Linked DNA regions of Homo sapiens: region 1 is linked to region 2. Evidence: read pairs that join two places in POLR2A ChIA-PET (ENCODE). Cell type or tissue: A673. All regions are shown on one strand. Each heading gives the region's core, and the rest is flanking DNA. Links, peaks and the distances in the headings are about the cores only. Region 1 overlaps GRAMD1B (GRAM domain containing 1B). Region 2 overlaps CLMP (CXADR like cell adhesion molecule).

Region 1 (16,598 bases), core at 5,066-13,065, 430 kb after region 2:
ACCAATCAGCTCAGGATTTTAAAATCAGGTACCCTGATGTCTAGACAGAGTGATAAGGCTAGCAGAGAGTCTGGAAGTGATGTCATATTTTAGTTTTCATGGACCCAAGAGCTAGAAAAAGGACTTAAAGGCTGGCCTTTTTAAAAAGGCAGATTTGGGGCCAGCTTTAGAAAGACATGTCTATCAGAGTGGCTGGACGATGGAATGAATGGCTTTAAGAAGATCCCACTTTTTGGCCGAGCGCGGTGGCTCACGCCTGTAATCCCAGCACTTTGGGAGGCCGAGGCGGGCAGATCACGAGGTCAGGAGATCGAGACCATCCTGGCTAACATGGTGAAACCCCGTCTCTACTAAAAATACAAAAAATTAGCCACGCGTGGTGGCGGGCGCCTGTAGTCCCAGCTATTCGGGAGGCTGAGGCAGGAGAATGGTGTGAACTCAGGAAGCGGAGCTTGCAGTGAGCCGAGATCGTGCCACTGCACTCTAGCCTGGGAGACAGAGCGAGACTCCATCTCAAAAGCAAAAAAAAAAAAGGAAAGAAGATCCCACTTTTTAAAATTCATGGACTATATATCTGCAACCCCAGTATGTGCCAGTCATTTTGCTGGAGGTACTGGGGAAGCACACATAGACGTGGCCCCAGCCCCCATGGAGTGCTCAGCCTGGTGGTAAGCAAGGAAAAAACAACAACAAGAAAACAAGACAATTTCCGCTCCTATAAGGGCAGTGAAAAGAAACAGGGCCACGTGGTAATGATTGCCTGGGGTTAGGAAGGCCACTTTATATGGAGTGGCCCTTCAAGAAAGTCTGCTCTGAGGAGGTGACATTTGAGCTTTGATCTGAAGGCTGAAAAGGAACCAGCATTCAAAATGTTAGAGTAAGAGTTCCAGGCGGTGGGACCAACAAGTGCCAATATCCTAGGTGAACTGGGTTTGTTCAAGAAAGAGAAAGGTCCAGGGAGGCTAGAATAAAATGAGGGAGGAAATGGTGCAAGAGAAGTTGAGGAAATAGTTGGATTCTATAAGAAGTTGGATAGCTGGTCATTAAATCCTTCTCTTAGGGGATATGAACCTTTTCCCCAGCAGCTTCGGAGGAGGAAGCAGATGGATTTACTGCAGATGAGCCCTTTGGGTAAAGTGATTTATGTCTGATTTCTGACACTGGTTCTGTAGCATTATCAGTGTTTTCAAAGATGGTTATAATTTGTTCCTCTTTGAAATATCCTTTGAGATAACAGGAACTCTTGCTTTTTTCTCCTTGGCTCTGGCAGGACCCAAACAAACTTATTTTGTTTTTGTAGGAAGGGGGAAAAGTGGGTCAGGCTGTTTTGTCATTTCGGGCATGGAGTCCTGGTTCTATTGCAGGGCCTTGTCTCCATGGAAATGAAAAATAGTGTTTGTCATGCCTGTTCCTGGATTGAATTCCAAACTCTGGACTGAACAGAAGCTGCAGGAAAGCCAGGCAGCAGGGGGGAGTGGGATGGATGGAGACTCCAGCCATGGTGATGAAGGACCTCTTCTCCTTGCCTGAGCAGGAAAGGCAAACAACCTTTGCCCAGGTCCAGCTCTTCCTATCACCTCTCTGGACTGAGAACACCACTGGAAGGGTAACTGAAGTGCTACTTTTCTCTACTTCGCCAAAAACTTTCCGTGAACTTTGCCCTTATGTTAATTAGTCAATTAATAAATTCATCAACAACCAAAGTCAGTGCTCAGACTTTCCCTTGTACCAAGTAATTCCTTCCAGGCTTGAGGAGATCCCTAATGAGACTATTTCTAGGTATTAAATTAGTCAGCTGGCTGCAAATGTTTTGGATGGGCTGTCCCATCTTTAAATTTCTTTGTAAAAATTTTTTAAAGTTTTGGGTTTTTTTTTTAACTGAAATATTTATACAAGACAGGGAAGGAGGAATCAGTAAGTGGGGCTTGTTGCCCATAGGAAGTGCCCTGAATTATCTACACAGTATTTACAGAGATAGGGCATGTGAGGGGCGGAGTGCAGAAGGAGGTAGGGGCATGGGCCGTGTGGACGCTGAGTGAATGTTCGGATGGCCCACAGTAGCTGGTTCATGAGCCTGGAGAATTGTCAGGCTTCCATTTGTAAGGTGTCTCTACCAGTGGTCTGAACCCGGCAACAGTCCAGTTCCACCTTTGGTCCAAATTTTGGGCAGATCCTGTCCCTGAACACCTTGTACACTTCACCCAAGATCCCCATTTGGAAAGGCCTCCAGGAATCTCCACAATTTTCCCAAACGGAGGAGAGGGGACAAGAGGTTCATTTCTGTCAAGATGTTGCCCTTGCAGCGGGTAGGGAAGGCCCATTCTGTGTCAGATCTGCAGATGGCATTTGTAGGAACTGTGACAGGGAAGAAAGGCGTTAGCTTGGGAGCCCTTTCCCTTTCTGTCCCTTGCTGAAATGCAACCTCCTGCTAAATCTAGGCCGAAGTGTGGCACGCCTGGACCAGGCTGAGACTCTGCTTTAGTGTAAGTTTGGGAAGAGAACTTCTATGCTGTAGGGAAAAAAAAGCAACTCTTCTCAAAGCTGTTCTGGTCCCTTCTTTCAAACAGGTAATCACAGCTTGATTTTCTCCCCTAGAAAGGGAACTGGACCCGGTGGCAGTTATCACCAGGCTTAGATGCCAGCGATAGGCACACAGAGAGCAGGTTCCATGCGTGGTCACAGGGAGCTTCTCTTAGAACAGTGCAGGTCTTATCCTTTTGAACCCCAGTCCCATCCAGCATCCTGAAAAGTGTGTGTGTGGGGAAGGGGAGGCACTGAGATTGGCACTGTTGGGCATCTGAGTCTGAGCTGTGAAGGGGAAGAACCATCCTGCTGTCTGTTAACTCCTTGGTGGACAGTCGTGTCATCTCTCTGGACCTTTTTATATTCATAGCAGTGAGAGGGTTGGACCTGAAAGGCCCTTTCAGCTCTTTCTCTGAACCAGTCAAATCTTCTGGGAACTTGGGACTGTGGGTTTATTTTCATGAGTAAAAGGAGCTGAGACCAGGAACTTCAGGGGGTTATGACAAGGAGTGAAGCAAGCCTTACCAGGTCACTACTAGTGACTTGGTAGTTTGCTATCTAAGGAGGAGGATCCAAGGGGAATTGGGGGCCCTGCTGGTATTTGTGATTTGGGCTTTTCACTCCCCTCTACAAGGTTCTGGTTGGGTCTGCCCTTCCCACCTGCCGTGACATGGGCACAGAATGTAGACTCTAGCAAGTGACTAGTGATAGTACAGAAAGAATAACCATCTTCATGGAGTCCTCGTAGACTCTGAATTTGGAACTGGTTTAGTGGGGCAGACCTGCAAATGGAGGCATTTGCAGGCAGCATGTAAATTTCATGCAAATGTTATACAAATACACCTGTGGCTCTCCTCTCTCAGCCACTTGAGCGTGTGCTATGGGAAAATTCGAAGGGGAGTTGGCTAATTTGTATGGATATTTGCAGTGGCATTATAAAGAACTGAGAAAGATTATTAATGAAACTTTGGAATCAGCATGAGGATAGGACGTGTGTAACTGGATAACAGGGTAGTCTTCTCTTAGGAATTAGGGACTAGTCATCAGCGTTTACCCCATGCTACAAATGGCAAGGACAGAGGAGGTGCTTGTGATATGGCTGTGGGCCTTCGCGCCAATGGTAATTGTTAGGCTCCTACATCAAAAGATGATGTCCCATCGGGTTCTGCCTACACCTGATCGTCTCCATGTCAGATTCTTCCACATTAGCAATTCCTATGACAAGCTCAAATGATTTTACTATTCCAGCAGGTCCACCTACCTGGTGGACACTGCACAGCTGTTATACCCGGAGTTGTAAACAGGTCTCTGTCACTTTTGGCAGATATGTCACTCACTCCTTGATACTTAAGAGATAGTTTCTTGGGAGCGTAGTGGTTCTCAAACTTCAGAGTGCTTCAGAATCAGCCGTGATACTTATTTTGAAATGCAGATTCCTGAGGCCATCCACTGGAAATTTTCATTTATTGGTGGGGGTGGTATCAGGTTAAGGCTGGGATTCTGCACGTTAAGGAAGCATCCTTTGTGTTCCTGGTTCCTACTGTGGGAAGTGAGACTTGGGAGCATCAACACCTCTGAGGAAAGTGGACAAAGATATTTACTCCACATTTTACAGAGAGGAACAAGAGTCTTTATTTTTTTTCTTTTCTTTTTTTTTTTTTTTTTTTTGAGATGGAGTCTTGCTGTGTCACCCAGGCTAGAGTGCAGTAGCACAATCTCAACTCCCTGAAACCTCCACCTCCTGGGTTCAACTGATTGTCTTGCCTAAGCCTCCTGAGTAGCTGGGATTACAGGTGTGCACCACCACGCCCAGCTTATTTTTGTATTTTCAGTAGAGATGGTGTTTCACCATGTTGGTCAGGCTGGTCTCAAACTCCTGATCTCAAGTGATCTGCCTGCCTCAGCCTCCCAAAATTCTGGGATTACAGGTGTGAGCCACGGCACCCAGCCAAGAGCCTTCTTAATAATACCAGCAGCTCAAAAATATTTATGGAGCGTACCAAGCACTGTGCTAAATATTTTACTTAGGTTATTTCATTTAACACAGTAGTCCTATGAGATAGGTGTTTGTATCTCTCATTACCAGTGCTCCTGGCACTGAGATGATTACAGCCATACATTTGATCATCTAGGTCACTGTAGGGCTGGGCTTAGAAGAAACAACGAAGTCAACACTTCATTGCAGTGTCCAGGTGTGGGGAGGGGGGCTGACAGTCTGACTGGGAATGCGCCAGGGCTGGGGCAGCCAGGCGCACTGCAGAGGGAAGCAGGAAGGAGCAGCTGCAGTCCAAGCAGGTGGAGGCACCGGGGGCCAGAGAGACAGGTACATATTTTGCAATATCTGGGGCAGAAATGATTTTCTCTGAAGGCAAACAAGTTAACTCAAGTGATGAACACCGGAACACCAACTAACTATTCTGCTCTACTCAGGATTCTGAAAAATGCACGGGTAGCTGATCAGGGAGCTGGCTTGCTGACAAGGTCTGCCTTGTGCCTGCAGGACCACAGTGGGGATAAGGATGAGGAAGAAAGCCAAGCAAAGTGGTGTAGCGGCCACCGTGTCTGCAGTGGGCGTGGGGGGTGAGGGTGGGGGCAGGGATGCCGCAGAGAGTCACTGAAGAAAGCCTGAAGAGAGTCCTCATCCTCTTTTTCTACTTCCCTTTTCTCAAGGACATCAGCTAGACCTAACTATAGGAGGTAGGATCAAACCATAGGTAGCATGAGATACTGTGATCAGACTTCAGGGAGCACTGTTTGCTAGCAAGGTAACCAGGGGAGGAGAGCAATAATAGTCTGTGTTGCAGGTCTTAAAAAGAGGGGAAATGGGGAAATGAATGAATGACCTCCGGGTCCCCTGCCATGGCTTAAAGGTGGCTGGTGGGGGTCTTAGAAGACCTATTATGAATGAGAGCTGATGATTTCAGGAATCTCTAAAACATCAGCTTGAGCATGTTATACCTGGTGACTCATGGTTTCTGTCAATGTTCCATATATCCCATGCTATTTTATGCCTTTTCACCCTTGTTCATGCTGTCCGCCACCCCGAACATTCTCTTCTCTCCTACCGTGCCCTCCTTGAACCCCGTACCCTTCACCTGGCTAACTCCAACACATTTTCTGAATCTAGCTCAAGTGCCACATCCTCAAGGCAGCATTTCTTGTTTTCCTTTATTCTCTTCTATCATCCCACCTACTGATTATATTAACACGGGAAGAATAGGCCTCTAGCTCTTCCTGACTGGAAATGTCCCAAGCACACAGATCCTTTCTCATTCACCAAAATGAACTTGAATGCCTCACATATGCCAGGTGGTCAGGAAATATTTGTGGAACTGAAGAGCCAGATCCAAAGTCATATCACCTTGTCTAGGTACTTAACCCCCCTAGACTCAGGTTTCTTACATGTGAAGTTGAGAGCTGAATATACTAACTCTAAACTCTGGGAGGGAGTCTTAGTCCCATAGCCCATCTAACACCAGTCTTCCTTCCATCCCTACAGCATATGTAAGGTCTTTTTTATTTTTAGCTCTTAAATCCCAAGATTTTGAAATATAATGCAATCCTGTTATTAATAATAGTGGCAGGGTCAGATGAATGGCACATTATAAAGTTGGTTTGAAACTTTATGTTATGTTATGCATGTTAGGTGTTAGAAGATACTCAGGAATTGGTTTTGTTTGCTCAGCAGGACATCCAAATCCATGGGATAATGGGTTAACTGGTAAGAGTTTCAGGACTCTAGCAAGTTTAGTGCTGACTTTGCTGAGTTAGAACTAGAACTGCAAACATTTCTTCTTTTGTAGAGAAGGATCAGAGTGGAGGTAGAGCACCGGGTGGGGACATGTAAGGGGTATATGTGGGCTTAGTCTGGAAGTGTAGATGTCCATCAGGTAATTGGAGGGAGAGAGAGAGAGAGAGAGAGATTGCTGAGACATGGAAGAGTGAGTGTGTATGGCAAAAGGATCTGCAGACAGACCCCAATGGCTGAGGCAGAGGCGCAGGTAGGCCCCGATGGCTGGGGCAGAGGCGCAGGTAGGCCCCGATGGCTGGGGCAGGGGCGCAGGTAGGCCCCGATGGCTGGGGCAGGGGCACAGGTAGGCCCCGATGGCTGGGACAGGGGCGCAGGTAGACCCCGATGGCTGAGGCAGAGGCACAAAGAGGCCCCGATGGCTGGGGCAGGGGCGCAGGTAGACCCCGATAGCTGAGGCAGAGGCGCAGATAGGCCCCGATGGCTGGGGCAGAGGCCCAGGTAGGCCCCGATGGCTGGGGCAGAGGCGCAGGTAGGCCCCGATGGCTGGGGCAGGGGCGCAGGTAGGCCCCGATGGCTGGGGCAGGGGCGCAGGTAGGGCCCGATGGCTGGGGCAGGGGCGCAGGTAGGCCCTGATGGCTGGGGCAGGAGCTCAGTTAGACCCCGATGGCTGAGGCAGAGGTGCACTGGAAATGTAGCCAGTGTTGGGGTTTTCAGAGGTAGGCTGAGTGAGATAATTGAGGAACATATAGTCTAGAGTTCAGGTTTTATTCCACAGAGGGTGGGAAATTATAGGGGTCTTTAATCATCAAAAAGGATGAAAAAAATGCCAAATCCTCTTTTTAGAAAGTTCACTTTGACAGGAAAAGAGAGAATGGATTGAAGCCTGGAGGCAGGAAGTTGATTCCTTCTTTCTTTGTACTCACCCAGCTACCCACTGTCTTTCCATCTGTGCCTCTTTCTGTCCACCGGGCAAACAAACACAATTGAATGCCTGCTTCCGAAAATGAGCTTGACAATCAGATAGGCCTGTGTTTGAAAGTTTGAAATCTTGCCCTGCCTCCCATCCATCTGTGTGACTTTGGGTGAATTATTTAATCTGTCAAGAATCCAAATATATCACCTGAAAAATGGGACTAATAATACTGTTCTTTGCAACTTCATGGGTTTGTTGGGGGGATTAAACGAAATAATATTTAATAAGTACTCGGTGCTGCACCAGGAGCTCATGAACACTCAATAATGTTTAGTTATTTTTATGAATATTAGCAGGTTGTAGGTACAGATTTGGGAGCCATCTTGATATTCGGAATTGGTAAAGCCAAGGGTATGAAGACTGTCACTAGGATGGGATTCAGTTCAGCGGAAAACATGCCACTTACAGAGCCCTGCTGGGTCGTGTGGGGCGTGCAGAGGGCTGAGCCTCCAGGAGTTTGTAGGTCCTTCATACCAGGCTATGTGCTTTCAGTGCTTTAGTCAGCTCCAAGGTGGAGATTTAGAAAAGCTTTTTGGAGCAAGTGGGATTTGAAATGGGTCTTGAAGAATGAACAGAATTAAAAAAAAAAAAAAAAAGAAGAAAGAGCAGGACTCCAGCAGGGAGATGCAGAGGGCAAGGGCTCTTTAGGCTCAAGTAGTGCGTCGTATGGGAGTTTGGAGGCAGGAGAAAGAGCATGTATATTAAGGGAATTGGGGGAAAGTGTATAGGTGTGGAATATGCAAGCCCTTTAAGAGCATATAAGGAGAGAAAAAGCATAGAGGTGTCATTTACTTTTAGCAGAGAACTTTAGATTCCATTTTGAGGATTTGGGACTTTAATGTGGGAGCTACTAGAACACAGTAAGATGTTGGGCTTGTATTTAGAAAGATTAATGACACAGCTGTGAGTGAGTAGGAAGAGGAAAAGGAGGCAGAGAAGACCACTCAACTGGCTATTTATTGGAAGAGGGTGAGCAGAATTCCTTGAACCTGAACTGGGGCCCTGGGGAAGGAAGGGAAGGATGAGGTAAAAAGCTTTGTAGAAATAGAATTGGTGGAATTCAGTGACTCATTTTTTAGTGGAGTGAGATGGAAGAGAGGGGTCTGCAGCCTGAGAAACCTGGTAATGAAACTGCCATTGAGAATGGGCAGTCGTGGGAGGAGGTCTGGGAGGAAAGATGTCCAGCTCTGTGTTCAGTGTGGGGCACTCATGAGACATTGTCTGGAGGAAGCATCCACCTGGCAGCAGGTTGTTGGGTCAGGCTAGCGACTGTGACCAGGGCCGGAAGCAGGTAGAGGAGTCTCTGCCTGGTTGAAGTTAGAGAAAGCTGGAGACGGCCAGGGAGGTGACAGACTCACCTTTAGGGAAGGATTAATTGCAGGCTGGGTAGCAAGAGTTGAGACAGTAGTTGAGACCGGCAGAGGAGTAGAAGAGAGGTGCTTGTCATCAGGGAGAAGTTTCCAAGAACAGCACAGATGATCAACAGCCTTAAGAGCACAGAGAGATGGTATAAGTTGTTTATTGGCTGATGTGTTGAAGGCAGCATTTTAGGTGTGTAGATCTTTGCATGGTGTGTGTAGAGTGGGCTAAAGTGGGACTGCTGGGCGGTGAGGAGTTCTCATGCTTTGATCATTTCATGTGAGATTCGTGTGGTTTTGGATAGTTGGAGTCAGTTCTCCTCTGGTTAGAGTGTGTTGCCAACCTCTTGCTTGAAGCCAGTTAGCAGGGATTCTGGGTTTGGGGAAGGATGAAGGAATCTCCTTTCCATTCCAGGGTCTGGAATTTGTGAGGAAATTACACAACGGCTGGGGGGCCATTGTGTCTGAGATAGGCATGTACTTGATTGTCATCCTTTTTCTAGTTCTTTTTGAGACAGGATCTCATCATGTTGCCCGGGCTGGTCTCAAACTCGTGGTCTCAAATGATCCTCCTGCCTCAGTCTCCCAAGTAGCTGGGATTACAGCTCATGCCACCACTCCCAACTTCTCTAGTTATTTTTTGAGCAAACTATTATAGTTGGGACTAGAGGGTAGAGGTCCTCGTTGTTCTAGTAACATAATCCTAGAAGACAGTTTAAACCTTGGAATATGTGGTTACGGGCTTGAGTTGGCCCTAGAGCAAGGAGGCTCACCCCAGAAAGACGTGTGTTGGCACCTGCTCTCCACGCTTCCCCAGGGGTTGTGCACTCATGGATCTGCCTGCCACCAGCCCCACGGCCTGGCATCTCTAACCAAAGTAAAGGAAGGTACCTTCCTTTCTCCAGAGTTTATGGTAGCAAACGAGTTTAGAGAGTAAGGATAAGGAATGGGTGGGGCAAAAACGGGAAGAGCCTCTTTTGAAAGAGGCATCTTGGGCCTCCCCCAATAACAATTATTGTTAGTATTAGAAATGAGATTTTAAATGCAAATTCTGTTTTAGGATGAAGTGGAACATTGGGCCTTGCTTTTCTCCATACATATTTGGGGCACATTTATCTTCCTTTTCTCTGGTCTCCTTTTTTTTTCTTTATCAGTTTCCTTCCAAAAGTTACCGCACTGCCTGCCCCCAGCTCCCCTCCTGCCCACACTCGCTGGTTTAGGCTCTTGGGATTTGTTGCCTTTCTCTCTGCTAAGGATGTCCAGGTGGAAGGTTTTGCTGAAAGGGGCATGGTTTTCATTGCAAATGGGGCCAATGGGACATCTGAGGTCACAGCTGCATCTTCATGCAAATGACAGTGTCCCCAGCCCTGCACCCCACTCCCCGAGGGAAGGCTGGGATGCAGCCTGCAGGGGGGTCCAGGGTGTTCCTGAAGCCTGACCCAGCTGAGAGGCTGCTGAGCAGGTGGGCAGGACACCCCAGCAGCCCCGTGCAGGCTTTCCAATCTCACATTTCCTTTCCTTCCCATTTCTGCTGGCACTTTCTACTTAGCCTCTCCCTTTCTCCATCTCTTTCCTTTCTCCACTCTCGGAAGCAAAGCAAACATTCAACTGCATTCAGTTTCTCTCTCCCTTCTGTCTCTCATCTCTTCTTCTAGTCCATTGAAAACGGAAGTGAAATATCAAATAGTCAATATTTTATTTGCAGCTTATAAGCCTTGATGTAAGTGGATTTGGTCCTGTGGGAAGTACAAGGTACTTATTGGGAATAAATGTTGGGGTAAGGGAATATGGAATGTGAGAACTTCGGCTGTGTGCATCTTTACCCTGGGCAGAGGAAGCAGGAACCCACATGGCTTCCTTACAAGGAAATAATATGGTGTGGGTGAGTTACAAATCAGAAGAGCTGCACTTTGTTTCTCTCAACAGTGGGCATTTAGCTTCCCTCTGTCAGGCACTGGTCTTCATTTTTTAACATAGGGATTATGGTACTTGCCATTACTCCCTTGGTGGAATGTTTTAAGAAATAATGCGTATGTGAAGGCTGTGAAAAATAGGATTGTAATTGTTATTTTCATGAACAAAAATATCTGAACAAAATATAGAAGCTTTGCATTTGCAGTATGTATAAAATGAGCTGATTGTATTGGATGGTCTCCAGTGAGCCTTTCAGGTATTAAATTCTATATGCCCCAGACAATTTTTGGCATATAATAGGGGCTCAAACAATAACAGGTTGGACGGACGGATGGACGGATGCATGTCTAGATGTCGATTGCCCGTTGGCTCGTGCGTCTGTGTCCACATGGGCACTGCTGCCCTCCCGTGGCCAACGGCAGTATTACGGTGCGGCAAGCCGCAGCCTGGGCCCCTCTCTCCCGGTTTCTCCCCAGCCCCTCACCTGGCTCCCTGAGCTGGCTCCTTTGGGCTTGTCCTTGGCCTCGATCACTGACTGCCTGCCTTTCCTCCTCCTTCTCTTTCCACCCCGCTCCCTCTCTCCATCTGCCGCTGCAGCACTGCCAGTAACTCCAACCGCAGCACGCCGGCCTGCTCGCCCATCCTCCGGAAGCGGTCTCGCTCGCCAACCCCGCAGAACCAGGACGGAGACACCATGGTGGAGAAGGGCTCAGATCACTCCTCGGACAAGTCCCCGTCCACACCGGAGCAGGGCGTGCAGCGCAGCTGCTCCTCCCAGTCCGGCCGGAGCGGCGGCAAGAATTCCAAGGTGAGCGGGACCCCGTTGAGGCGGTACCTCCTTGTCAGGGGCTGCGGGGAGCGATATTGGGGTGGTGAGCCGGAGAACATCTGCGAGGGTCCTCACGTGATGAACAGCCCTGATGGCTCAGAGACAGTCATTATCCAGTGAGGTGAGGCGGGGCAGGCAGGAGAGACCCTAGTTAAATATCTTCCCCGCTAAGCATTCTTGGTGGGCTGGGCGAGGTAGGGAGGCTCATATTTTTTTTTTTTAGATTTGGAGGGGAGACGCTCTGGGAATCATTAGGGGGTCATCTGCTTATTCCTGCTACCGTTTTCAAATTTGGTTCCTAGAGCCGGGGTAGAAGGCAACATTATTTGGGACATTATACTGCTAGGGAGAGTCCTCAGGGAACCTTGCAGAATGCTATTTTTAACCTCCTCCCCGGCCATCCTTCCTGCCTTACCTTTGCACTAATCCACTTGGTACTCACCTGGCAGAGAGGAGGGTGGCAGGGCCTTTCCATCCTCCCAAGGATGTCAGGACTGCCCCCTGAGTACCGGGGCCCTTGGCCCATGGATATGCCTAAAATAGGCCCCAGGGGGGCCTGGGCTAATTATGGTTCCCCAGAGATGTCTTCCCCACCCTCGGTCCTTTGGGGAGCAGGAGATGTCTTTGCCCAGGGTCTCCTTCAGGAAACTTCTCTTCACCCTGGGACCCCCAGGGCCTGGGAAGGGGTTGGGGACCCCTGGGAGGCATGGGAGCTGGCTTCCCACTTGAATTTGTCTTTTGATTTCTTGTTCTTCCTCTCCTCTTCTTCCCCACCATTTCCCAAATACCTTCTTTGCATGCATGGTCTTAGTCTCACAAGCGCCTCTCAAAAGTAAGCCATCTTTTGTCTCTGTCCTTTTATCTCCCCTCTAGTGTCGATCTGTCTGTAGTGCTCAGCACCCCCTCCCTCTGGCCCTGCCGATTCTGGCCCTTATATCCTGCTTGGTCCCTTTCCCAGAAGGGCCGGCCCCACTGTCCCCCGGCAGGCTGGCTTGGAAGTCATTGAAGGCCCATTTTCACTGCACCTGATGTCGGAGAACAGACCCTCCCCCACTCCCGACCCTGCACCCATGTCTGCCTGCTCCCTGGACACTGCCTCTGGCTGGGAGTTTATTCCCTCCTTACATGGTGCGGTCGAGAAACAGAGCCCTGCCTGGCGTTAGTTTCATTCCTTTGGGGCAGGAGACCCCATCTGGTTGTACTCCAGGCCCCTCCCCTTTGGTGGTTGATTCTGGATTGCCCAGCAGTGGTGAGTGAGGATGGCAGGAGGGCTGCGCTGACTGGGGGGCAGGGGTTCAGGTCGATGAGTTCATTGGTGCAGCAGCCACGCCCTCAGGAGCTCTGCCTGCGTACTCTGTTCCTCCCCACTCGAGAGCTGCTCAACCTGGGCACCCCTTAGCATTTCTAACCACTGCCCAGACTGGGGTTCATGGTGTGCTTAGGATCCTGAATCATGATCAGAGGGGAAAGCTGTTCTCCCAGAGGGTGGGGTGCCCATGCCTGGAGGTTGGCAAACATTGGCAGAACCTGGAGAGATGTGGCCAGTGCCAGAGTCTTTCCCGGGAGCCCAGGAATTCTGAGGCCACAGGAGAACGTGCAGCGAGTGGAGGGTGAGCGATAGGTGTTGTGGAACAACAAGGCCCATGGGGCAAGGAGGTGGGATGCAGCCCGAAGAAGGGGAAGCCGAGGATGACTTAATAATAGTCCCAAGTCTCTCCGTGCTTTGGGGAGGAGGAGGGTGAACAGCTGTTCCCTTTCCTAAGGGAAGCACAAGGGGCGACACGGCTAATCCTGTAGTCTGTGATCTTTAGACTAAATGCACATCTTGGCTGTGAGGATTTTAAATGGCCGTTCCTGGCTGTGGACAGGGAAGGAGGAACTTTACCTGGAGCGAGGAAGCCAGCAGGAGATCTCTGTGGGCTCCAGCGGCTCGGCAGGTGCAGGCATATCTGATATCTGGGAATGGGGTTTTGAAATGCCCTGTGGCAGCCCCCTCTTGAGTGCCTCCCACCTCTGGCCTGGTTGATGTGGGACTAGTGGGTGCTCGAGGCTCAGCTGGCAAGAGGGTGGATATGGCCTGACAGGGGCATCAGGCTCCCCACTCCCTGCTCCTGCACACTTTTCCATCCAGATTCTGTACACCCTAAGCCTGGCTCTTGAGTAGTTGGGGATGTTCTGTAAGCTCCGAGGTAGGATAAATCATTTGAGTGGGGCAGCCAGGACAGGCGTCAGGGACCAGGTAGAATTCTGAGTGGGGTTTTGGAGATGCTAAAAGGAGACATAATGAAGGGACTGAGAGCTGAGCAGGAATCAGGGGCCAAACTGGGCCTTTTCATAGGAACTGAGGAGGGAGGTGCTGGGGTGAGTGCAGGTCTCCTTTCCCCTGGGAGATTGGGTGGACGCCATGCCCATCCCTGGCAGACACATTCTGAGTTTTCTGACATTGGTTACCCACTTCCCCACCTCATTCTCCCACTGATCATTGCCATCGACACTTGCCCTGCCATCCTTTCAATGGAGTTAAAAGAGGACGGGCTTGTGCCAGGAGGGACACTGTAGCATCCCACGTGGAGCTGGGAGCCATTGCATTGGCCTGGGACGTGCATGTGCAGGACACACAGACTTCAGAAGAGGAACACAAGAACCAGTAGGGGAATTAGGTTCTTTGAAGGCCAGGGCCTGAAGTAGATGGTGCGGCAAAAAGAGGAGGTTCTGGTAGCGGGATGGGGACATGCCCCTCCCCGTGGAACATCTTCTGGGGTTAATCACATGTCTTCCCAGCAAGCCATTTCATAGCTGTTTTTACTGATATTGTTGTAGCTGGTCCACCTCACTCCCTGTCTCCTGGCCACCCCTAGAGGACACCATGCCTTATATTTTTTGGGCAAGCTGGCCAGTGCCTCTGCTTCTCCCTGGGGTCAGGTCCCATGCACGGTGTCTTTCTTCCCTTCTCTGGGCCTCAGTTTCCTCATTTGCTACTATGTAGGCATGGCACCAGGTGATCGCTAAGGCCCGACCCCTCTGGATCCATCATTGTGCTGTCCAGGCCGACCCTCCTAGGTGCAGTCCGGCCCCAGCACTTCCCTCCCAATGAGTTTGTGCTACCGCCCAGCTTCCGCTCTGTAGTGACAGCCTGTGGCCACCAGAGGGAGCGAGGGGCCGTTCTGCCGCTCTCCCACCTGCCCTGAGGGCGCTATGCAGCAGGTGCGGCAAAGCGCGCCTCCTCCCGCCCTGCTGCACACCTCCCCACCGCGGTGCGGGCATCGCGCTGGCGCTGTGGCACTGACCCTTCTTTGACTTTCCTTTTTTTTTTTTTTCAAATCTAATTTTTGTGGTTTTCTTTCCAGTATGACAGACTTAACCTGATCAAAGTAAGAATTGTTTTTTATTTCTAACTCCTACTAAATGTAGAGCTCTCCTAGTCCCTGCCCCCCTACCTCCTCCACACCCCGCACCTTACTTAATCTTCCAGACTCCCGGAGCCTTCGCGGTGGGAGATGTTTCTGGAAACCACCTCCCAGTAACCTGGGTCTGTTTCCAGGGGCCTTGCATTCCTTTAAGTGCTTGCTCTTCAGACCTTCTAGGAAAAATGATAGAAACGAGCATGTCCCCAACAGCTGTGTCTTTGTCCTGACTCCCTTCTTCCTCTTTGGCCAAATCCATGTGTTTATAAGCTGTCAGAGAAGGCTCCACTGCTGCTCCCTGGTTCTGTGCCTTCCTTCCCTCTGGCCTGGTCCTCCAGGTAGGGGCGCTACAGCAAACTAAAGCCAGAGGATGAGGGACGCCCCTTCTCACCCCCAGAGGCCGGCAGCTCCTCTGACTTCCCTGCCCCTGTGGGTCTGGGTCCTTCCCGTCTGGCAGAGCCTTTGGGACTCATTTCCGGGAATGCAGAACCACGGGGATTGAATGTGCCTCTGGGCAGAGTTCAGGGACCCCTGCCCACAGTGGACAGGCTCGGGGGCTGCTTTGGACGTGGCTGGAGGGGGGACCCATTTTTCCTGTGGCCCCTCAGTGGCAGCAGGTAAGAAGCTGCCTGGAGATTGCTGGTTCAGGGCAGAGCCTCAGCACAGTCCTACTCCTTGGTATGTTTCACGTTTCTTTTCAGTTCTTTAGTACATGTTCTTACCCACGCTTTACAAAAGAGCAAACATTAGATATAAGAGCATCACAGATCAGGTTAAAGACAGGACTGGCTTCCCTGCCTGAGGCTGTGTGTGACCCTCACACTTTGTTCCACATAGATTTGGAAGGCACAAGCGCCGATGTGCCAGCCCATGCAAAGGGACCATCTGCTTCTGTCTACCTGGGGCAGGAGGGAGCCCCGTGCAGGAGGAGTCACAGGCATCCGGGGTCCCCCTGTCAGCCCATGTTCCTGTTGCCCCCTTTCCTCCCAGCGTCTTACACGAAGGTCACGGCATTGAGACGAGGAGCTGGGAGCTTGGGAGATGGTTTCTCCGTTGTAAAGCAGGGATCTCGTGACCTGGGTTGCATTTGAGGAAGCACAAGGAGACTGTGGGGCTGCTGGGGCCGGCAGCTCCCAGAGCGCACCTTCCTACTGCTGGGAGGTGTCTTTTGTAATGAACATCTGCACAGCCTCTTGCCCTGTGGGCTTCGGATCAGGGCTTCTGTGTGAGGACGCAGGAAGTGAGCCATCCCTAGGCGCAGACGCCAGACGCAGCCTGCTTGCCCCATCCACCCCCTCCAGAAGGGGGTAGCCTTGGCTGCAATGCCTAGAGGCGAGTTTTCAGGTCCCGGACTCCCATGTGGCCGCACCTTTGTCAGGAAAAAATAGTTTTTAATATTTGGATTTGGGCCCTTTACCTGCTGAGACCTCTGAATTGGAGGTGGGGATGAGGCTAAGATGGGAGGGTGTGGCCTCTGGATGGACCGTGGTGACAGGTTGGGAAGTGACCCTGGAGAGCACCTTGCAGAGGGGGACTGGGAGCCTTGCTACTGGCCTCTAGTCACATCCTGGCCATCGAGGGCATGTGTGAGGACGAAGCTGCTCAGAAGCAGCCCCACCCACGCGAGGCCCCTCAGCCCCCTCCAGCTCCTCTGTGGACTGGTTTCACTGTGGGGGGTGAAGGTGGACCGTCTTTACAGAGTTCAGGTGGAATGGGGGAGATAGATCACATGGCCACTGGTCATCACCGCGGGCACACACCCACCCTTGTGCGTAGTCGCTTCCTTCCCTCTAGACACAGCAGACATTCGAGGACCATGGCTACTCTTGTCTGCCCTTCTGGGTTG
Region 2 (16,598 bases), core at 1,847-9,846:
TAAACAGTTTCACCAGAGGCCGAGCTTGGACCATCTGCTCACTGTTTGCTTTGGACGGCGCTGGCCAAGAGGTCTCAGGGTTAGGCTGTCCCCAGAGATGAGAGCTCCCCCGAGCAGGCTGCAGGCTGCCTGCAGCCTGTCGCCTGGGGCTGCCCTGATATTTCCGGAATTTTATAGAAAGGGGAAGGCTGAGCCTAAAACCTCTCTCGAAGGCGGCCACCCTGCCAGGCCCAGCTCCTCGCAAACAAAGAAGTCAGTTGGGCGCCCCGAAGCTGCTGGCCTTCTGAGTGGCGGAAGGCGCCAGGCTCGGTGATTGAAACCACATGTGCTGGAGGTTTCAAGAGCAGCGACCCAGACACCAGGGGACTGGCTGCGGCTGCTTTTTACGTCTCCTTTGTCCTTGGGGTTTCCAAAGTCAGATCCTCTAACTAGACCACCAGTATCCCAGCAGAAAGAGTAGTAATTTTATTTTTTTTTTAATTTGACGAAATAGCATTTCTCCCCTCCCTCCCCCAAACCATAAAATGACCGGAAACCCTCAGGGCCCGGGGCTGCCTCCTGGCGACTCGCTAAGCAGGGGCAGAAGCTCTGTCCTGGGCTTCTCCAGCTCTGTCCCTAATTCCCTCGGATGAGACAGCAAGGAGGGATGAAGTTGATTTGTGAGGGGTGAGGCAAATTCATTAAACTAGTATAAGATACACATGGACTGTTTTTAAATTTAAAACTTTAAAAAGTTACAGGACTAAGACATAAATATATTCTCATTATAAAACACATGGAAACACTGCAAGGCCTTCCTTCACCTATTCCCATCAAGCCTCCTCCCCTCCCCCAAGTAATTCCTGTTACGAATTTTATGAAGATCCTTCTGGATCTTTCTCTGGTGCTTATGTGTATGTGTGTGTACACATAGAAATATGAAACTTTATCTTACATTTAGCAACAACAGTATTTATGGTATGTATTGTTTGCAATTATTGCACTTTTCTGGAGGTTTTTAAAATTTTTTCCTGCTGGTTACAGAGATCTACTTTCTGATAGCAGCATATCAGCAATTTTGATGTAGAGTCCAAATCTGGTAACATCCTCCCTGCTCCCACCTGCCCCCCACCCCCCTCCCCCTCCCCTGCCACCATTTGGTGTGGTCTGGAGCTAAGAACAATTCTTACTTATTTATTTGAGATGAAGTCTTGCTCTGTCACCCAAGCTGGAGTGCGATGGCACGATCTCAGCTCACTGCAACCTCTGCCTCCCGGGTTCAAGCAATTTTCCTGTCTCAGCCTCCCAAGTAGCTGGGATTACAGGTGTGCACCACCACACCCAGCTAATTTTTTGTATTTTTAGTAGAGATGGGGTTTCACTGTGTTAGCCAGGCTGACCTCGAACTCCTGACCTCAGGTGATCCACCCACCATGGCCTCCCAAAGTTCTGGTATTACAGGGCGTGAGCCACTGCGCCTGGACTCTTCTAACATTTTTAAATGGGTGAAAAAAATTAAAAGAAAAGTTACTGTTTTCTGACACATACATTGTATAAAATTTAAGTTCCGTGTCTATAAATAAATTCTACTGGAACACAGCTATACCCATTCATTTATGTATGGTGTATGGCGGCTTTCACACTACAGCAGCAGCATTGAGTATTTGTGACTGAAATCGTCTGGCTTATAAAGCCTAAAATATTTACTCTGCGGTCCTTTGCAGAAAAGCTTTACAAACCTCTGAACTACAGAATAGTTTTCAACTCAACAGGAACCTCCTGAGATTCCTATTGAATTGAAAACTATTCTGTAGCTCAGAGGTTTGAATGTGAGATGTTCAAAAGGTTACTGGGCTGTTAGATGTCAAAAATAAAACAGAAGAAACAGGACTGGCCAGTGAGTTAGGGGCCTGCGTTCTGCAGCTGGTTCTGCTATTTAGAAACCTCTGTGGCCTTGAGCAATCAATTCTGTCTTTTTAGGGTTCAGTTTCCACATCTGCAATACAAAGGAGTTGGGCTGGATCTCTAAGCTTCAGTGGTAACATTTTAAGATTCTAAAATGGATGGTAGAAGGGTCGGGCGCTGTGGCTCACGCCTGTAATGCCAGCACATTGGGAGGCTGAAGCAGGTGGATCACAAGGTCAGGAGTTAGAGACCAGCCTGGCCAACATGGTGAAACCTCGTCTCTACTAAAATTAGCTGGGCATGGTGGCGCATGCCTGTAGTTCCAGCTACTTGGGAGGCTGAGGCGGAAGAATTGTTTGAACCTGGCAGGTGGAGGTTGCAGTGAGCCGAGATTGCGCTACTGCACTCCAGCCTGGGCAACAGAGCGAGACACCGTCTCGAAATAAAGTAAAATAAAATAAAATAGAATAAAATAAAATAAAATAAAAAATATAAAATAAAATAAAATGGATGGTAGAGAAGTACATAATAGATGCTGTCTGTCCGATGGCGATAAAAGGGTATTCAACGGGCTGTCCCCCAATTCATGTGAGTGTAAATAGTTCGGCCATTAAGATTCAGAATAGGCACTGACTCAATGGTTGGAATATTATGGTTTGTTGTTTAGACGTGTGAAGTACAGGAATAACTGCTAGAATGAGAATGGAGAATACAAGGGCCAGTACGCCTCCTAGTTTGTTAGGGATGGATCGTAAAGTTGCATAGGCAAACAGGAAGTACCACTCTGGCTTAATGTGGGATGCGGTGTTGATGGGGTTGGCTAAAGCGTAGTTATCTGGGTCGCTCAGGAGGTCAGGTGAAAATAGTACTAGGGTTACTAGTAGGAGGAGGAGAAAAATTAAACCTAAAATATCTTTGGTTGTATAGTAGGGGTGAAAGGTAATTTTGTCGCGGTCTGAAGAAACCTCTGAAAGGTTATTAGATCTTGTTTCATGCAGGAATAAAAGGTGAACAGGAATGAAAGGTGAAATGTAAAAGGGATTCTTATATTTGTTGCTAATGGAGATCAGTAAGTCAGAAGATAAGTTATCATTAGTTGGTGGAGGGAATCTTCCTCCAGATGACAATGTGGGGGGGTGTCCTGGTGTTTCTATTGTTCTTCCACCTGCCTCCATCTTATACCTCCCCTCTACCCCCGAACCCTCACACTCCCACACACAACCTTTGCCCAAAGCTTTCCTCTCTTTCTCTCTGCCAACTCTAGGCCAGGGATCCTCAACCTCAGCACTACCGACTTTTCTGGCCAGGGAATTCCTTGCTGTGGGAGGGTTTCGTGCATTGTGGGATGTATAACAGCGTCCAGTGTACAGTGGCCTCTATTCCCTACATGCTAGTTGCACCTATCCATACCCCCGATATGATTTAGATGTTTGGTCCCCTCCAAATCTCATGCTGAAATATGACCTCTAATGTTGGAGGTGGGCTAGTGGGAGATGTTTGGGTCTTGGGGGTGGATCCCTCATGAATGTCTTGGCTCCTCCCCTCTGGTAGTGAGTTCTGGATCATCTGTTAATTAATGTGAGAGTGAGTTATTGAAAGGAGCCTGGCATCCCTCACCTCTTGCTCCCTCTTTTGCCATGTGATATATGGGCTTCCCCTTTGCCTTCCACCATGATTGCAAGCTTCCCAAGGCCTTCATTAGAAGCAGATGCCTAGCACTGTGCTTCATGTACAGCCGGCAGAGCCATGAACCAACAAACCTCTTTTCTTTGTACATTATCCAATCTCAGGCATTCCTTTTTTTTTTTTTTTTTTTTTTTTTTTTTGAGACGAAGTCTCACTTTGTCGCCCAGGCTGGAGTGCAGTGATACGATCTCGGCTCACTGCAACCTCCGCCTCCCAGGTTCACACCATTCTCCTGCCTCAGCCTCCCGAGTAGCTGGGACTACAGGCACCCGCCACCACGCCAGGCTAATTTTTTGTATTTTTAGTAGAGACGGGGTTTCACCGTGTTACCAAGGATGGTCTCGATCTCCTGACCTCGTGATCCACCCGCCTTGGCCTCCCAAAGTGCTGGGATTACAGGTGTGAGCCACCGCGCCCGGCCAGGCATTCCTTGATAGCAATGCAAAATAGACTAATACAACCCTTCCTCCTTCCTTGTGCTGTGACAGTCAAAAATGTTTTCAGATATTGCCAAATGTTTCCTGGGAAACAAAATTGCCGTCACCTGAGAACCACTGCTCTAAACCTAGGTCTCTTCCTAAGCCCAAATCAAGTTACCTGATTCTGGTTCAGAATGGGCTCTTCTGTCTGTGAAATGCTAAGGTGTTTAGTGTATATAGTAACTTTTTACTTAACGATATAAACTTAATTAATTTATTATTTTTAATAATGTTTATGAAGTGGCTTATATTGTCTTGCATTCATCACTTGCAGTGTGCATATCTCGCCCCCCAAAACATGGTGAACGTTTTATAACTCCTTCGCTTTTGTATGAGAAAATTTCACTCAAAATTTCTCCTCTCCACTGTGGCCCCAGCAGATGGGCTACAATCTCTGGTAGAGCCAGAGAGAATTAAATTGAGCTAACCAAAATCCCCCCAGCCTTTTTTTTTTTTTTTTTTTGACAGGGTCTCACTTTGTCCCCCAGGCTGGAGTACAGTGGTGTGAGCACGGCCCACTGGACCCTCGACCTCCCAGGGTCAAGCGATCCTCCTGTCTCAGCCTCCTGAGTAGCTGGGAATACAGGTTCATGCCACTATACCTGACTAATTTTTGTACTTTTTGTAGAGATGGAGTTTTGCCATGTTGCCCAGGTTGGTTTCAAACTTCTGAGCTCAAGCAATTCCTCCTGCCTCGGCCTCCCAAAGTGCTGGCATTACAGGCGTAAGTCACTGCGCCTGGCTGATCTAGCCAAAATTCCTTAAGTTTGACCTTGATTCTACATGTTGGGGATGGGGTAACAGAGGCATTAGGAGATCCGATTGTCCAGGCACTGCTTTCCGATATACCACTAGGGACTTGTCGTTGAAATGCAAGTTGTTGAAGCTGTTGAAATATGAGCCTAAGATCAGGGCAGTTTCCACAGTGCCTGGCAGAGAAAGTGGGAAACCTATAGTAAGCGGCTTTGACCTTAGCATCCTACAGTTAAGCCCTAAGTGAGAGAAGGGGGAACTTAGGAGTTACAGTGCAAAATCTCCTAGGAACAGTTGTGGATGAGGTTCTTGGCTGGATGAGGTTTCTTTTTTTTTTTTTTTTTGAGACGGAGTCTCGCTCTGTGCCCAGGCCGGACTGCGGACTGCAGTGGCGCAATCTCGGCTCACTGCAAGCTCCGCTTCCCGGGTTCACGCCATTCTCCTGCCTCAGCCTCCCGAGTAGCTGGGACTACAGGCGCCCGCCACTGCGCCCGGCTAATTTTTTGTATTTTTAGTAGAGACGGGGTTTCACCTTGTTAGCCAGGATGGTCTCGATCTCCTGACCTCATGATCCACCCACCTCGGCCTCCCAAAGTGCTGGGACTACAGGCGTGAGCCACCGCGCCCGGCCGATGAGGTTTCTTAAAACAGGCAGTCCTACTCCTAGACATGAGCCCATGATTTCTTCTTGCCAGGCCAAAGTCTCATGTCTCATCTCTGATGTTCCTGCCTAGCTCCAGGAAGGGACAGTTTAAGAACCCAGTGGAGGTTCCTTACAACCTATTCCCTGGGCCAAGTCTCTCACATGTGTGGGGACACTGTGGAGTTCTGGGTAAGCTTATTTCTAGCTGCCATCCCCAATTATTTAGCCAGCTGCCTGAGAGCAGGAGCCACGTTTCACTGTCACTCTGTGTTAGAAGGGACATTGGCCATGGAATCAGCATCCGTGGACCTTAGTGATGAATTTTTCTCCTACAAGCTGAGTGACTGTTGCCAATCATTGTCCCCGACCCTCACTTTCAACCAAGTCACAGGTTTTTTGAAGTGCAGGGATATCTTCTGTCTTGCACATTTATGAGCTTTCAACCAATAGAATATGGCCAAGGTGATGGGCTGTCAATTCCATGATTATGTTAAATTGTATAAAACAACCTTGCAGCAGACTGGAATTAGAAGTACTGCCAGCCTTGAAGAAGTTAGCTGCCATGTGAACCGCCTATGGGGGGCGGGGGGGGCATGAGACAGGGAACAGTGGGTGGCCTCTGATCAAAATCCAGCAGAGAGCTGACTCTCTGTCCTACAACCACAAAGAACTCAATACTGCTAACAATCACGTGAGTGATGAGGGTGGAAGTACGTCCTCACATCCTCACAGATTAAGCTGCCTGATCTTAGGCTCACATTTCAACAGCTTCAACAACTTGCATTTCAACGACTTGCATGTCCATGACAAGCCCCAGCTGAGCCTCCAGATGAGGACCCAGCCCTTGCCAACACCTTGACTATAGTCTTGTGAGATTTTTTTTTTTTTTGAGATGGAGTCTCACTCTGTTACTCAGGCTGGAGTACAGTGGTGCAATCTTGGCTCACTGCAACCCCTACCTCCCAGGTCCAAGCGATCCTCCTACCTCAGCCTCCTGAATAGCAGGGACTACAGGTGTGCACCACCACTCTTGGCTAAGTTTTGTATTTTTAGTAGAGATGGGGTTTCACCATGTTGGACAGGCTGGTCTCAAACTCTTGGCCTCAAGTGATCCGTCTGCCTCAGATCCGTCTCCCAGAGTGCTAGGATTACAGGCAAGAGCCACTGCACCTGACAGCCTTGTGAGATTCTAAGCAGAGGATCCTGCTGAGCCATAGCTGGAACTCCTAACCCACAGAGATGATGAAATAGTGTGTGTAGTTTTAAGCTGCTAAATTTGTAGCCATTTGTTACATAGTAATAGATAATTGATACACCAACTTCTTTGATTTGTGTTGAGGGCTTTGTAATCTGCAATGCATTGTAGATGCAGAATACATTACTGGATCCAATATCTAGCACAGTGCAGGCATGCTGTACTCTCAATAAATATTTGGGGATAATATTTTTTTGAGACCGACTTTCGCTCTTGTTGCCCAGGCTAGAGTGCAATGGTGCAATCTCGGCTCACTGCAACCTCCGCCTCCTGGGTTCAAGCGATTCTCCTGTCTCAGCTTCCTGAGTAGCTGGCATTACAGGCATGTGCCACCATGCCCACTAATTTTGTATTTTTAGTAGAGACGAAGTTTCTCCATGTTGGTCAGGCTGGTCTCGAACTCCCGACCTCAGGTGATCCTCCTACCTTGGCCTCCCAAAGTGCTGGGATTACAGGCATGAGCCACCACTCCCAGCGGGGATAATGATTTTTTTTGGTAAACTGAGGCTAAATGGACATGAAGGTGAGCATTGTGACAGAAAAGAAGTCATATAAAGCAGTAGACAGAGTTTTTGAAGTGCAGGGATATCTTCTATCTTGCAGATTTATCAGCTGATTGCATATGGACCTCAGGTACAAGCTGGTGGATCCCTTTCGACCCCATTCCTCAGATTTCACTGGCTGATTGTGTGTCAGGGGCCTGACTTTCCTGCTGTCCCGGTTTTTCAGACTTACAGGCTCGAGTGCTGCACCAGCCACTACATGTGGCAATGGAGCAATTGAAATGTGGCTAACTGGAATTGAAATGCATAGTGAATGTAAAACACCCACCAGATTTTAAAGACTTAGTATAATAAAAAGAGTGTAAAAAATCTTGTTAGTAATTTTTCCATTGATTATATGTTGAAATAATATTTTATATATTTAGGGTTAAATGAAAATATATTAAAATTAATTTCCCCTGTTTCTCTTTGGTCTTTTTGACATGACTACTAGAAAATTTTAAATTCCATGGGGGCTCACATTCTATTTCTATTTCTATATTTTCTACTGGACTGCATTGCTCTAGAGTGCTATTAAAGGGTTAACTTTGTGCTCTCGTCTGTTTTCGTGCCAACCTCTGTGACTCACAGGTTGAGAACTACTGCCCAAGGTCTAGTTCTGGGTCACCAGAAACTGAAGTAAGAGGACACTCCTTTTACTTGCACGTCACAGACTTTGTCAGCGTGTGCTCCATGAGTGGGTTCAGCTCTGCGGCTGTTTTTTTTTTTTTTTTTTTTTTTTTTTGAGACGGGAGTCTTGCCCTGTTGCCCAAGCTGGAGTGCAGCGGCGCGATCTGGACTCAATGCAACCTCCGCCTCCCGGATTCAAGCTATTTTCCTGCCTCAGCTTCCCGAGTAGCTGGGCCTACAGGTGCCCGCCACTATGCCTGGCTAATTTTTTTTATTTTTAGTAGAGACGGAGTTTCACCATGTTGGCCAGGCTGGTATCGAGCTGCTGATCTCAAGTGATCTGCTGGCCTTGGACTCCCAAACTGCTGGGATTATAGGCGTGAGCCACTGTGCCCGGCCTTGCGGCTGGTTTTAATGTGCTGACTGAGCTGTGCTCCTCACTGTGTAAGGCTGAATAGTCCCGCACTTCCCTGCCTTAGTGAGCTTGATAAGTGCACTAGGAAATTAGCGCCATCTGCTACTTTACTTATCTCCTCCTGCTCTTCAGCTCCCACCTATAGCCCTCCCTGGAGGGGAAGGCCCATAACCCCAGCAGGCGGGGTCTGGGCCTGCGCAGATAGCTCCCAGCTGCTCATTAACGCTGCACAGGGGCTCAGGGTAGGGCAGGGCCAGCTGTGTGCACCATGGCTGCTGTTAGCATCCCTATTTTATAGATGGGGATGTTCAGGTATGGAAAGATCAAGTAACTTGCATCTAGGTAAGCTGCAGAACCAAGATGCTGGCACACCTCCAGGCATCATTTCTTCTCAGTTCTAATAGTGATGCTGAAAATTCTGTCAGATTAGCCATTCAAAGGATTTCTTCCCTGTTAAAATTCAGCTATCAGGACTGAGTGTGGTGGCTCGCGTCTGTAATCCCAGCATTTTGGGAGTATATATATAAACAGCATCCACCTAATACCATGGTTGTGAGAACTGAATGAGATTACCCATGCAAAGTGTCTAGTGCTTGGCACATGTACACACTCAATAAATATTGGCTCTTATTATTTCCTTATTCCTTACATATTAAGCACCTGCTGTTTTGGGAAAACAGATGCATCAGACACCACTCTGCTCTTCGATCACAGTCTTGGTGGGGAGTTAGATGTGCAGACCCACCTACAAGTAGAGGTCGGCCCACTCCTCAGCTCTGTGACACATCCTCATTCTTAAAATTCTGGCCTCAGCCTGCATGACACCCTCTTCTCTAGAATTTCCTCCTTCCTGCTACCTGCCATTGGTTCTTTTTCCATGGGCGTGTGTTGTGAACATTGGTTCTGACTTCAGCTCTCTTTCATCTCTCCTCCCCAGTTCCCCTGGTATCATTGTCACCCCCAGACCTGTGCACACCTAGATGCCAACAACTTCCAAATCTACCACCAGACCTCCTCCTCAAAGACCAGTATAACCAGACAAGGTGGCTTCCCTTGGAGGTCTCACAAGCACCTCAAATTCAGCGCTGTGCCTCCTGCATCACTTATCGGATTGAATGGGGCTACTCCCTACTTACCAAGAACCAGCGAGGCATGTTTGATCCCTCGCTCTTCCTTTGCTTCACATTCAGCCAGCCCTGGTTCTATATATTCGAGCTCCTGAATACCTTTGACTCTGACCTTTCTCTATCCCTGTTAACCTGCTTAATGCAAACTCTCACATCTTTGTGTAAAATGGACTCTTTGCCTTCAGTTTCATATTTTCCAGTGTATTCACTATGTTTTCTAAAAATGTCATTTTTTTTCAAGTTCAACTTCAAATTTAGTACGGTAGAAAGACCCTTGGAAATATGACTTTGCTTGGCTCTCCAACCTCATCTCGTGTAGCTGTCCCATTGCCATGCTCTGTTCCAGCTACACTGAGTTGCCTTCTATTCTGCACATGAACCGTCACACAATTATCTTTGCATTCACTATTTTCTCCACCTGGAAAAACCTGTCCTTCTCTTTTATCCTGCCTGTGGCCCCATGGTCTACCTTTCACTGGCCCCATAAGACTCAGAGGTCACATCCTCCAATGAGCCTTTCTTTTTTAAAAAATTAAAAAGATAGTTTTTTCTTTACAGATGGGGTCTCACCGTGTTGCCCAGATTGCTCTTGAACATGTGGGCTGAAGTGATCCTCCTGCCTCAGCCTCCCAAAGTGCTAGGATTACAGGTGTGAGCCACCATGCCCAGCAGCGAGCCTTTCTTGACTGCCCCTACTCTGGATTCCCATAGCACACCTGCAACCCACACTGTGTATTGTGATGCCTCTCCCACTAGAATGTCAGTGCCTGCAGGGTCAGGACCATGTCCTTGACTGCATCTTCAGCATCTTGTGCAGTGCTGGGTACAGAGTAGGCACTCAGGAAACAGTTGTTGAAGAAATGAATGGAGGGAGGTAATGAAACTTGCCTTAGTGGTTAAAGACACTGACTTTTTTTTTTTTTTTTGAGACAGGGTCTTGTTCTGTTGCCCAGGCTGGATCAGTGGTGTGATCATGGCTCACTGCAGCCTCGAACTGCTGACCTCAAGAGACCCTCCCACCTTGGCCTCCCAAAGTGCTGGAATGATAGGCATGAGCCACCGTGCGTGGCTTAGACACTGACTTTGGAGCCAGACTGTGTAAATTCACATCTTCGTTCTGCAGCTTACCTAGATGCAAGTTACTTGACCTTTCCATACCTGAACACCCCCATCTATAAAATAGGATGCTAATAGTACACAACCTCATGAGTTAGTGGTGAGAATTAAGTAAGTTAACATGTGTAGGGCACATAGAATAGTACGTGGCGTGTTTTAAGTGCTACGTAAGTGTAGCTGTTATGTTTAGGGCCGCAGGGCTTTTAAGTGGCTTTCAAAGCTGGCATTTGGTCCAGGTCTTTCTGACCTCAAAGCTTATGCTGTTTTCACTATGCCCTGCTGTCACAGATTTGTCTGAATTCTGCACAAGGGCATTTGGATGGAATCTGAAGAAGAAGGGGAGAAGAGCATCAGTGGTCCGCAGTTGTGGCAGCATAGAGCTTAGCATGCAAGAATGTACCTGCCTATGGCAAAAGAATGAGGAGAAAATCCAACCCCATGAACAGGAATAGCCTAAATTTACATGTCCACAAAATAAGTTGGTTCCCGTTCTATTTTTCTTCTGTCTCATACTAGTCACAGATCCTCTCTTGACTTAGATTAGCAGATGGGAAGGGTATTGGATGCCCAAGATTTTCCTTGGACAGTAGGAATCTTTACCTCCAGACTTCAGACCTTCTAAGAGATGAACAGATTCTCCCTTGAAGAACTTCAAGTCTGAATGTCAACCCCCCTAAACTTCTGCCCTCATGTCCTAGAAGCCTCATCTGTACCTGCCTAACATTTACAGTGGGAAGCTAGTCAATTGCGTGCATGGCCCAGGTTCTAGTCATTGCTAAGAAATGTATATGAGCAAGACTTCTTCTCCAACTTACTGCCTCTGTTATATTCCATAAAGACTGAGGTCTAGGGTGTGCCTAATGCCTCGGCTTCTAGAAACATCTGCCTCTTTTAGAAGAGCACATCAAATGCTACCTCTACCGTGTCATGGGTATATCCTTACGGAGCATTCACTCATTGCTTCTCAAGACAGGAATTAGAATCTGTTTTCTGTTTAGTCAAAACATGGGCTCAAGCAAGGAGAGATGGGCTGGGATGTGGTGAGGGGTGGGCAAAATATCAAAGGCCCTGAATTTTCAGGAAGCGGGTGTCTAAATTACCACCAGAGGAGATGGCTGTAAATTACATGCCACGTGTTCATCTGCAGAGCCCACTGAGCCATGCTAAGAAAGTGTTTACAGAATCTAGGAAGAGGCAGGAAAGAATTCTTCCCTAGAGCCTTCAGAGGAAACACCACTCTGCTATACCTTGATTTCAGATGTCTGGCCTCCAGAACTGTGACAGGATATATTTCTGTTGTTTGAGGCTACCCAGGTTGTGGTGATTTCCCGCAGCAGCCCTGGGAAACTGATACATTTTTATATCTGAAAATCCAGGGATTTCTGGCTTTAGGCATGGTTAAATGCAGGTGCTTATACATATCATGTCATCAGAAATATACCAGTCACCATCTCTGGGTTCTGTTTATCTTGGAGTTGACTTCATTTCAGGTGAGCTCTTCCCAAGGGGAGCAAAATGGCCCCAGAATATAAATTCCAGGCTTAACTTTGACCAATTTAGTTGTAAAAAGCCTGGGTTTGGTCAATCTTGAGTTCTGTGTCCATTGCCAAACCAGTTCCTGCCACCATAGGGATGGAGTGCTGTAACTGGCTAGGCCTGAGAACTTTGTGCATCCCTGGAACTGGGAACAAGTGGGGAAATGGGAGAAGAGAGGTTCTCAAAGGGAAAAGAGGTCCTCAAAAGGTTTTCTTTCTTTCTTTCTTTCTTCCTTTCTTTCTTTCTTTGTTTCTTTCTCTCTTTTTTTTTTTAGGCAGAGACTCACTCTGTCATCCAGGCTGCAGTTTAGTGGTGCAATCTCACCTCACTGCAACCTCCGCTCCCGGGTTTAAATGATTCTCCTGGCTCCTGAGTAGCTGGGATTACAGGCGCTCGCCACCATGCCTGGCTAATTTTTGTATTTTTGGTAGAGATGGGGTTTCACTATGTTGGCCAGGCTGGTCTTGAACTCCTGACCTCAGGTGATCCTCCCATCTCAGCCTCCCAAAGTGCTGAGATTACAGGTATGAGACACTGTGCCCAGACTCTGAAAGGTTTCTCAGAAGGAAAACTGAAGGGAGGTAAAAGTAGGAGAGATGTTATTGTCAGAAGTAGTTGGAAAAAAATGCTACACACACACTAAACACACACACACACACACACACACACACAGGGATTAGATCATAGAGGGCTGTGACAGGTGAGACAGATAGGCTTGAGAACAATAGACTAAGAGGTGAGAATTGTAGTTACTGGGAGTTCCAAGGAAGATCTTCCATGGTCAGAAAGGTGTGGGGGTTTGACACAGGGGCAGGTTAAATTAGAGCCAAAAAGATGAACAAAAGAAGGAAGGAAGGTAAGAAAGAAAGAAAGAAAGAAAGAAAGAAAGAAAGAAAGAAAGAAAGAAAGAAAGAAAGAAAGAAAGGAAGGAAGGAAGGAAGGAAGGAAGGAAGGAAGGAAGGAAGGAAGGAAAGAAACAAGCAAGGAAGGAAGGAAGGAAGGAAAGGAAGGAAGGAAGGAAGGAAAGGAAGGAAGGAAGGAAGGAATGAAGGAAGGAAGGAAGGAAAGGAAGGAAGGAAGGAAGGTAGGTGTGGGGAGAAAGTGGATAGGAGGTAGAATACCATCCCACTCTCCCACAAATTCTGAAAGTCATGACTTCTTTTTTTGTTTTGTTTTGAGATGGAGTCTCACTCTGTCGCTCAGGGTGGAGTGCAGGGGCACGATCTCGGCTCACTGCAACCTCTGCCTTTTGGGTTCAAGTGAGTCTCATACCTCAGCCTCTCGAGTAGCTGGGATTACAGGCACATGCCACCACTCCTAGCATATTAGAGACGGGGTTTTGCCATGTTGTCCAGGCTAGTCTTGAACTCCTGGCCTCAAGTGATCTGCCCACCTTGGCCTCCCAAAGTGCTGGGATTACAGGCGCGAGCCACTGTGCCTGGCCTGGGTCTTTCCATCTTATCTCACCACTTTTCTGTTACTGCCAGACTTGTTCATTCAACAGGTGTTTCGGTGGCTCCTGCCACGTGCCAGGCAGTGATGTGAGAATGGCAGCAGGAAGGAGGACCAGCGTGCTGTCTGTGAGCTTACAAGAAAGGACCCCTGGACCACTACCAGGGCAGGGCCATGGAGAGGGAACCATTGGTTTCTACCTAGAAACCTATTCTGTGGAACAAGTTATTTCAGATCATCTTTGCCATTTCCCTGGCAGTTCTCTATGATAAAGTCCACATATGGAAATGGCTGTCACCTGAAGTGACCTAGTATTCGGTCCTGGCTTTAAGTTTCTGGATCTTAGAGAGATGTCTTTCAGGACAGATTTACCTGATGGCTCTAAGCCACTGGCACTTGTCCTTAAGGTCTTAGCCTCTGCTATTTATGTTCACTCATTCACCTGCCCACTCATTCATTCATTCCAAAGGTATTTATTAAGCGTCTAACTACAGAAGCATTTTGCTGTGTATCAGGTATACAAAAATGAATACAATGCTGTACTGCCACTTTTCCAGCGGAGGAACTCATACTCTAGTGGGAAAGACAATATATGAATACATGATTACAGGGTAATATACTAAATGCCTGTGAAAGACATGTGGGAACAGAGCTGCACCTTCTTCGTGTTCCTACTTAGCAAAGGCAGGGAAGAATCTGATCAATTAATTCCTGCTGAGATATGAAGTATGATAGGAACCAAATAAATGCATTACCCTTCCAGGGGCCTTTTTGCTTATTTCATAGCATGTTCATTTTTAGCATGTTTATTATCCAAGGCAACATCAAGTTGTTGGTAGGGCTGGTTTCCTCTAAGGCATTTTTCTAGTTCTAGTACCACTCCCCTAATTCCAGCTTTTATCACTTCACTCCTGTTCTAATCTTGAATAGCTCCCTGCCTCCTTCCTCTTCCCTCTCCAGAGCATTCTTCACAAGTCTGTCAGATGAATTTGCCTATAGCACAGTTCTGATTGCAGCCCTCGAATCTGCTGGTAAAGCAATTTAAACTCTCTTCCCCTCAATTTCCTATAATAATCATTATGGAATGATTCCAGTGATGCCCTGATGCTTTCACTGAGTATTTGTAGTGATGAAAATGAGATCGTTGATGAAAAATCTTAATAATTATAAGGAGCTATACACATATATTATTACTGCTATGTTCACTGCCCAGCTAAAAAGTGTTCGTGGTGGCCGGGCACGGTGGCTCATGCCTGTAATCCCAGCACTTTGGGAGGCTGAGATGGGTGGATCACGAGGTCAAGAGACCAACACCATCCTGGCCAACATGGTAAAACCCCGTCTCTACTAAAAATACAAAAATGTAGCTGGGCATGTTGGTGGGCACCTGTAATCCCAGCTACTCAGGAGGCTGAGGCAGGAGAATCACTTGAACCCGGGAGGTAGAGGTTGCAGTGAGCCGAGATCGTGCCACTGCACTCTAGCCTGGATGACAGAGTGAGACTCCATCTCAAAATAAATAAATAAATAAATAAATAAATAAATAAATAAATAAAAAATAAATAAAATGAAAGCTAAGGAGAGAGGCCTTAGAGGAAACCAACCCTACCAAAAACTTGATCTCAGACTTCCAGCTTCCAGAATTGTGAGAAAATACATTTCTGTTGTTTCCGTCACCCAGTCTGTGGTACTTTGTTTTGGCACCCCCAGGGGAAAAAATACACCCCTCAAGGACAGGTAACTTTTGATTTAGGTAATTTTAGCTCAATATAGGTAATTATTTGCCAAGGACCTTGCCACTTTTTCCCTTTGTGTCCACATTGCCCCCTGTATCCTTTCCCATTTATATCATATATGTCCCAAACATACTCAGGAGGGCCTGGTGAAGGATCTTGAGCATAGAGGTTGTGTGCGTAATATCTGGAGGGAGAGAAGGATGTTGGATAAAGTGGTTCAGCCACTGGCGGATACAAATTGCCCCCAGAGGAAGCTCATTGAGGACGTTTATTCTTTTTTCCTAAAGGTTTCCTTAGGAAACAACATCTCTTGCCATGGAACACATCTGGCTGAGCGAGTACAGAGCAGTGACATTAAATGTAATTGACATTACGGCATCTCTCTGGACCACGCCGATGGAACTCCCAAGGTTTCCGGGTCTGTGTTGCAGCAAGGCTGACATTCAAGCTTGCCAGTCATCTGGAACACTGAACTCTTCTCCTCTCCCCCAGGCATAGAATGGCTTCCAGCGTTTGAGCAAATACAAGTTTCAGATATTTTCTCTCCAAGACGGAGGGCTCAACTGAAAACTTTTATCTAATCTGGTTCTCTGAATTTCCTTTTCTCTCTTGCCAGCTTCTCTCCTTTGCATCCTATTGCCGTGACCATATTTGTCCCTAAAGATTTACCTCTTCCACCTAAAATTTTGGCCCAAGTATGGAAAAGACAAAATCCTCCTTCCTTGTGCCCCTTAATAAAGCTAAGGTGGGCGGCAGCATTCAAAAGGAACTCTACTATGAACTAAAGGGAGGGACTGCCCCAAACACACACACATAAAGAGCATACACATTTTGTGAAGTATTGGTTTTTAAACAACAGGCTCACTTAACTTACTCATAGGCACTAATTATTTCCATTGCACGGCCGGAGGGATTCCCTTTTAATGCTTTTTAATTTTAATTTTATTTTTTTCTGAGATAGGGTCTCACTTTGTCCCCCAGGCTGGAGTGCAGTGGCACGATCTCAGCTCACTCCAGCCTCGACCTCCTGGGTTCATGTGATCCTCCCACCTCAGCCTTCTTAGTAGCTGGGACTACAGGTGCATGCCACCATGCCTCACTTTTTTTTTTTTTTTTTTTTTAAGAGATGGGGTTTCACCATGTTGGCCAGGCTGGTCTCGAACTCTTGAGCTCAAGCGATTCACCTGCCTCAACCTCCCAAAGTGCTAGGATTACAGGCGTGAGCCACCTCTCCTGGCCTCCCTTTTAATTCTTAGGCTTTTCTTCCTTTGGTTCTTTTTTGTTCCCTTTTATAGAAGGTGTTGGGATTGGACACCTATCATAATGCTGACCTTCCAGCCAATA

What was found. Peaks named below come from ENCODE experiments on the same cell type or tissue, not always from the same donor. Only the 100,000 strongest peaks of a DNase experiment are listed, where the experiment ranks them.
Region 1: POLR2A ChIA-PET joins it to region 2 with 13 read pairs; 3 of 35 experiments call an interaction of 5 or more read pairs at or near these places.

What each region holds. Positions count from the first base shown.
Region 1 is chr11:123,566,251-123,582,848 of GRCh38, forward strand. It overlaps GRAMD1B (GRAM domain containing 1B), which reads left to right. Exons shown (of 20, transcript NM_001387025.1): 3 at 11,117-11,327. Among named protein-coding and RNA genes, the nearest start is that of SCN3B, 80 kb to the right of the region's middle. RefSeq lists enhancers at 9,529-10,030, 10,031-10,530, 11,129-11,666, 13,951-14,560 and a silencer at 12,867-13,089. In A673, for the core only: CTCF peaks have their summits at 10,930 (motif pointing left) and 11,136; a DNase peak (open chromatin) is centred at 10,901.
Region 2 is chr11:123,137,493-123,154,090 of GRCh38, forward strand. The region is part of intron 1 of CLMP (CXADR like cell adhesion molecule); the gene reads right to left. Among named protein-coding and RNA genes, the nearest start is that of CLMP, 49 kb to the right of the region's middle. In A673, for the core only: no CTCF peak of the experiment used is centred there; no DNase peak of the experiment used is centred there; H3K27ac peaks cover 2,154 bases.